Regions from separate parts of the Homo sapiens genome. Here region 1 is linked to region 2. Evidence: chromatin loops called from intact Hi-C (ENCODE). Cell type or tissue: Caco-2. All regions are shown on one strand. Links, peaks and the distances in the headings refer to the core of each region. The heading gives the core; the rest is flanking DNA.

Region 1 (2,915 bases), core at 270-2,769, 68 kb after region 2:
CCAGCCTGGGCAACAAAGTGAGACGCTGTCTCTGTAAAAAATAAAAAATGGGCTGGGCACAGTGGCTCACGCCTGTAATCCCAGCACTTTGGGAGGCTGAGGCGGGTGGATCACCTGAGGTCAGGAGTTTGAGACCAGCCTGGCCAACATGGCGAAACCCCGTCTCTACTAAAAATACAAAAAATTAGCCAGGCGTGGTGGCAGGCGCCTGTAATCCCAGCTACTTCAAAGACTGAGGCAAGAGAATCACTTAAACCTGGGAGGCAGAGGTTGCAGTGAGCAGAGATTGAGCCATTGTACTCCAGCCTGGGCAACAAGAGCAAGACACCATCTCAAAAATAAATAAATAAATAAATAAATAATAAAATAATTAAAAAATAAAAAATAAATTAGCTGGGCGTGGTGGCACACGCCTTTAGTCCCAACTACTTGGGAGGCTGAGGCAGGTGGATTGCTTAAGCTGGGGAGATCAAGACTGCAATGAGCCATATTTGTACCACTGCATTCCAGCCTGGGCAACAGAGCAAGACCCTGTCCCCGAAAGCAAAACAAACAAACACAAAAACCAACCACAATAATAGACACTAGCATGATTAAGCAATAAATGCTTTTTGCAGGAAAGTAGACTTGCTATGCCACTTACTAGCTGTGACTTAGACCAAACCCCTTCACCTCTCTGAGCCCTTGTGGTGGCCTCTTCTGTCAGCTGAATCTAATAACACTTGTGCTGTTTACTCATGGGCTATTGCGCAAGTCAAATGAGAAGACCTATGTGAAGGTGCACTGTAAGTTGCAAACCCCTAAATGAAAAAGATCCTGTGTAAGTCATTCCCTTACCAACCAAGCTTGCTTTGGTCGATTGGAAATTTTACAGGGCCACAGGATAAAATGTATTAGGAAGAACTGGTGTACAATCGTGATTATCGATTAACTTGTATTCAATCGTAATGCCTTAAACCAACTCATTTTGAAAACCTCTAAATACAAATAAATCAAGGCAAAACCAATCAGCATTTTTGTCAAAAAGAAAAAAAAAGATTGGCAGGAAACAAAAGCTATACCAAATATAAGAAGTTGCACATGCCTTCTTAATCTCCTACTGGGAGCAGGAAGTGAGTGAATGAAGGTTCATACTCCTGAGCACCCAGTTTCCCCAGCTATATGCACATCATAATATCCCTCAAAACTCCATTAGCTACTCCTCTGTTACAATTCCAGAATCACACAGCAGTTCCTATGCTCCTATATAGTAATTCAAAAATACAGACCTTTGGTCATTTCTCAGCCTTTTGGCTAAGATCAAGTGCAAAAATATACACATTTTACACACACACACACACAATTTAAGAACACATTGTAGAAATCGATCACAGCTATTACTCCTTTTTTTTTTTTTTTTGTTAACAATTCAATAGAATTACAAGAGGAAGAAGGAATGTCATTATGAACCTGGGTGTCTGAGAGGGCCAGAGAAGGACTGAGGGCAAACAGAAAGCTATGCTATCAGGAGGAATTTACACAGGTAGTCAGGTTTCTGAGTATGCAGAGGAAAGAAGTTTCAGTTGGATCACATTCAACAGGACATGAGCCCGGAAGGACTGCTTTAGTCTTATGATGTAAAAAGAAGTTATATAAGTTGAACAAATGCTCCTCTCTTTCAGGAATGTCTTACACAAGTTGCACAAACTGTCAGAAGCCTCAGGGAAATAGCCAGTGGTAAAAATGTTTGTCCAGCACTCAGCTGACAGGCACGCATTGCAAAAGTGTCCCTGGTATTTATTACCCTTGCCCTGCCCCCAACATATGCACACCACAGTACAGCAACGGGGCTGCAAGCGAACCACATCAAAGTGGAGCCTCACTCCCCTTTTGCCCTTCTGAGTTCCAGCCAGCCGATCAGGCCTGCTGTGCGGAGGTGAGCCTTTGAGAGGTCTTCCTCGTTCCTCCCTAGGCTAGACCTGTTCTAAACACAAACAGAGGGCTCCATCTCCACCACGGTTCATCTGATAAAAGTCACATTGTTCAAAGCCACACTCAGAAAAGCATTATAAATTGTACTACAGGAATAGCTCCTCATCAGCAGAAAGATAGCTTAAATAACCTAATAATTCCTATCTCTAATGCTGTGATTCTTTAGAACTGTTCAAGGGAAGAAATTCCCATTGGGCTGAAAAGATGGAAGGCATGGAGAAAAAAATAATAAAACATCTTTTCAAATCATTGGACCTTGTATATTTGCCCCCACCCTAAAAATTGGATCTTCGTTTACAGAAAATGACTATGGAGCATGCCACAAGTGAAATCCAAATTACCCTTTCCAGCTTGCTTTGGTGTGATAAAACGCATTCCAATTTTTTGTGTTGTAAAAGTCCAGAAAGATTACCACATTTCCCTCACAAGTGTCATCCAGGATATATTTGCACAAGTGTTATTTAAAGGTTGAGTTGATTGGATTAATGGAGCAGGCACCTCCACCATAAATGGAGGGCTTGTTAATCTAATCCTTACCTCCTCCTTCAAAAAGGCTACTGTTTCTGTCTTGTGTGTCTGAGAGAATGGTCCACATGAAGAGAATACCAACAGTAATAACAACCTGTACCGAGCGCTCCCTATGTGCAGACGCCACTTTATGCATCCTGCATTGATCAAATCCTTTACTCCTCACAGCAGCCTCAGAGGCCGGGCTGTTGTTGGCCCCATGCTTCCTTCCTGTGCACGTCTCACAGCTGGTGACACACGGTTTTTCCCTCATGCAGTGTTCTCTCTGTGGCCTGGCATCTGTGGCCATTGTTCACAAGGACGTCAGCCACCACTTCTTCACGTCACAGGATGTAATGTCTCTGCTTCTAAACCACAAGGTTTCCCCACTTTTCTATTTTTGTAAGTCAGTACAGATGCTGCCTTTCTGGGAGTTG
Region 2 (2,915 bases), core at 160-2,659:
GTCAGACCTGCCAAAGGGTACTGGGAAAACCTTGATTCTACCTGAGTGCATGTAAGGAAAGTCACTACTCTATGTAAATCAGAGGATGAATGTATCATTGAAGACACTTTCTTCAGTGAATCATTCAAGAAAGGATTTCAGAGAAGATCAAGACCCATTTCAACAAGGTGAAGTTCTGCTTTGATATTTATCTGTTTCAAATTAGGTCTCTTCTCTCCACTTGGATTATAAAACCACAAAGGAGAGGACAAAGTGTATGCCACAAGATAAACATTGTCTAAGGAGAAATTAAATGGGACGCGTTGTTGAGGACAGAACAGAGGAAGGGGAAGAAACAGAACTTCTGTAGGGTACCTGGGGGCAACGGTGGCTGATGAAAGTTCTCACATGTGACCCTCGACAGTATCCCTGCTTCTCAGAGAGAGGGCAAGGAGAACTGAGGCAGAATGAAACCGGCCGCTCACCTTCACTGAATAGTACCTGATTGGGGCATGCACAGGCTGCTAGTTCCTCTGGAGTCTGACAGATCTGCATCATAACCTGACTGCTGCACACTATGTGACCTGGGGAGAGTGACCTCTCTAAAACGTCTGTGAAATGGAGATGATAATATAGTACCTACCCGATTGGGTTGTTAGGAGGAATAGCGCCTGGCACACGGGAAGTACTCAATGCATCCCCAATACATGCTAACTACTGTCATGATTTACACTCATATATCCATCTCCCCAGATAACCCATAAATACCTTAAAAGCAGACACCATGCCCTTACTTCCCCACAGTTCACAGAATCCATACTAGATGCTTTAAAAGTGTTGGTTGATTAATGGACACTGGAAGAGGAGACTGAGCTCCTTAGATTACATGTGACAGCATGTTCCAGTTCTCAAAGAAACTCCCTACAAGCCCTTTATTTGGGCAGAAAGCAGCAAATTCTTGCACCCTTAAAGTATATCAAAGTGTCCCCCACTTTCCCCATTTCATAGATCAAAGAAGAAATCTGTCAGGAACAAACGAGGGACCGCGAGAGCCAGGGAAATGGACAGGAGGGACAGGCTTCCCAGCCGAGGCCTGCAGCTCGGGCTCCTGCCAGGGCGGCTTTGCCCTCCCCGTGTGCAGCCTCCGCGTTCAGACTTGTGCAGCAGCTCCCATAAAACCCGCTCCGCCTTTTCCTCCTGGAGATCGTCCTTCCTTTGTCTTGCAGCTCAGTTCACGCCATAAAACCCCATGGCCAATCGTGCCTTTTCATTTGGAATGATCAAAGTGGTAGCTGTCTGATGTAGAAGCAAGCACCTTTTAAATAAATACATGTTTTTAATTCTGATTCAAAACACTACCTTGGGCTCACCTGTCCCCTAGTTTTCTGAACAAGGTATGCATTTCCCCGGTGCAGGCAGGAAAGGTCACGTGGTCGCGCCTTCGCAGCAGCAGGCCGCCGCCTATCCCGTCTGGGGAATCAGGTTACCTAGAATGTCGGGCCACTTCTCAGAGTCTGGGTAGAGGCCAGAAGGACTGGGTGCGGGGAGTGGAGGACTGTGGGGAGACTGGGTGAAGAAACCAGAAACCTGGGAGGAGGAAAACAGGTTTCCCTTTCTAGGGCGCCTGTGCTGCAGGCACATGTAGTTGGGGGCTGGAGGGGGGAGGGCGGGGTGAAATACCAGTTACTTTTGTTTGTCTTGAAACAAAGAAAGAAGAGGAGGGAGGTGCATTTTTTGCCTGCAAATATATGTGAAATGCACACCTGAAGTTGTACTGGGTGAGGACCTAAGTCATTGGCACCCACACCGTAGTGGGACAAATCAGAAGGGTCATTGTATAAGCAGTGGCTACTGAGAATGGCTGTATAATAGGCGTATTATAAAATGCACACCTGGCTCCTGCAACACTGGGGAGTGAAAAACTACTCTCAGAGAGCCATCGAGTGAGCAATAGGATGAAGGTCTTCCGTTGTGTCAGAACAAGGTTGTGCACAATATACAATTCCAGGCATTGTGCAAGTTCTTCACAGAGCCCCACGTATGCACAAGTGCGCCTGCCAACCATTTACCAACCACCAAGTCATCTCAGTATCCCCACGATTTTTTCTTAAGACAAAGGGGGAACAATTTGCACTCTGCCCTACAGAATTTGTGAAAAATCACACGCTAACAGGGAAGTTCCTCCATGGTTTGCTTCTGAGTTTACCGTGGACAGTCTGGACTAAGGCAAGGGAAGAGTTTACCCTTTTGGGAAGGCAGATAACTCTGCAGGGGAAATAGGGGATCTTCAAGATTAATCCTTAACTGGAAATGGAAGAAAAATCAGATAATATCTTTTCTGCCGTCCCCTGATACCTTCAGGAGTTCAAACGTTTTCCAAGCCCGCGGCACTTGGCAATTATAATTACACAGTAAAATACCTAAGGTTAATGAATAACCTCTAAAGGAAGTTACTTCACATAATGACAGCAATTTCTCTGAACTAAATGTTAATTAATAAGGCCTGTAATACTATGAGAAGGAAATGGTGGCAATTGGCAAATGGAACTCTGTTGCTTGGTAACAAAACCTGAGGTATGAACATTTTCTTTACCTGACGGGAAAGGGGTGGGTGGAAAGATTACAGTTCCAGCCTGAACAGTTTGAAATGCAGGCAGCTTTATGAAGCCCATGGCTGTCCTGCAGCACATAAAGTGGAAGCATATGTGGCAGATCATTTTGTTAGCAGAGAGAAGTTGGAGGGGGAATAATTCCCTAAGAATTACTTAGCAGCACAGTAAAGGAAATGGGGTGTAATCTGTAAAGAGACTGAGGGCAACTTAGTTCACATTACCTGGTACAAATCACTGCTCAACAAATAGAACATTTCAGCAAAATCCACCTAAGAGCTAAATCTTCTCCCCTGCCTCTCTGCTTCAGTTTGTTCCAATGGAGAC

The links. Hi-C counts contacts between places; a loop is a spot of excess contacts. Peaks named below come from ENCODE experiments on the same cell type or tissue, not always from the same donor. Only the 100,000 strongest peaks of a DNase experiment are listed, where the experiment ranks them.
Region 1: it touches region 2 in a loop (6-fold over the local background); 5 of 110 quality-filtered maps call a loop at or near these places.

What each region holds. Positions count from the first base shown.
Region 1 is chr4:123,477,879-123,480,793 of GRCh38, reverse strand. No RefSeq gene overlaps it. Among named protein-coding and RNA genes, the nearest start is that of TRC-GCA2-1, 30 kb to the left of the region's middle. In Caco-2, for the core only: no CTCF peak of the experiment used is centred there; DNase peaks (open chromatin) are centred at 703 and 1,823.
Region 2 is chr4:123,545,883-123,548,797 of GRCh38, reverse strand. It overlaps LOC105377405 (a long non-coding RNA gene), which reads left to right and starts at 2,282. Exons shown (of 4, transcript XR_939171.3): 1 at 2,282-2,553. RefSeq lists an enhancer at 577-1,160. In Caco-2, for the core only: no CTCF peak of the experiment used is centred there; DNase peaks (open chromatin) are centred at 1,157, 1,507 and 2,367; H3K4me3 peaks cover 2,220 bases.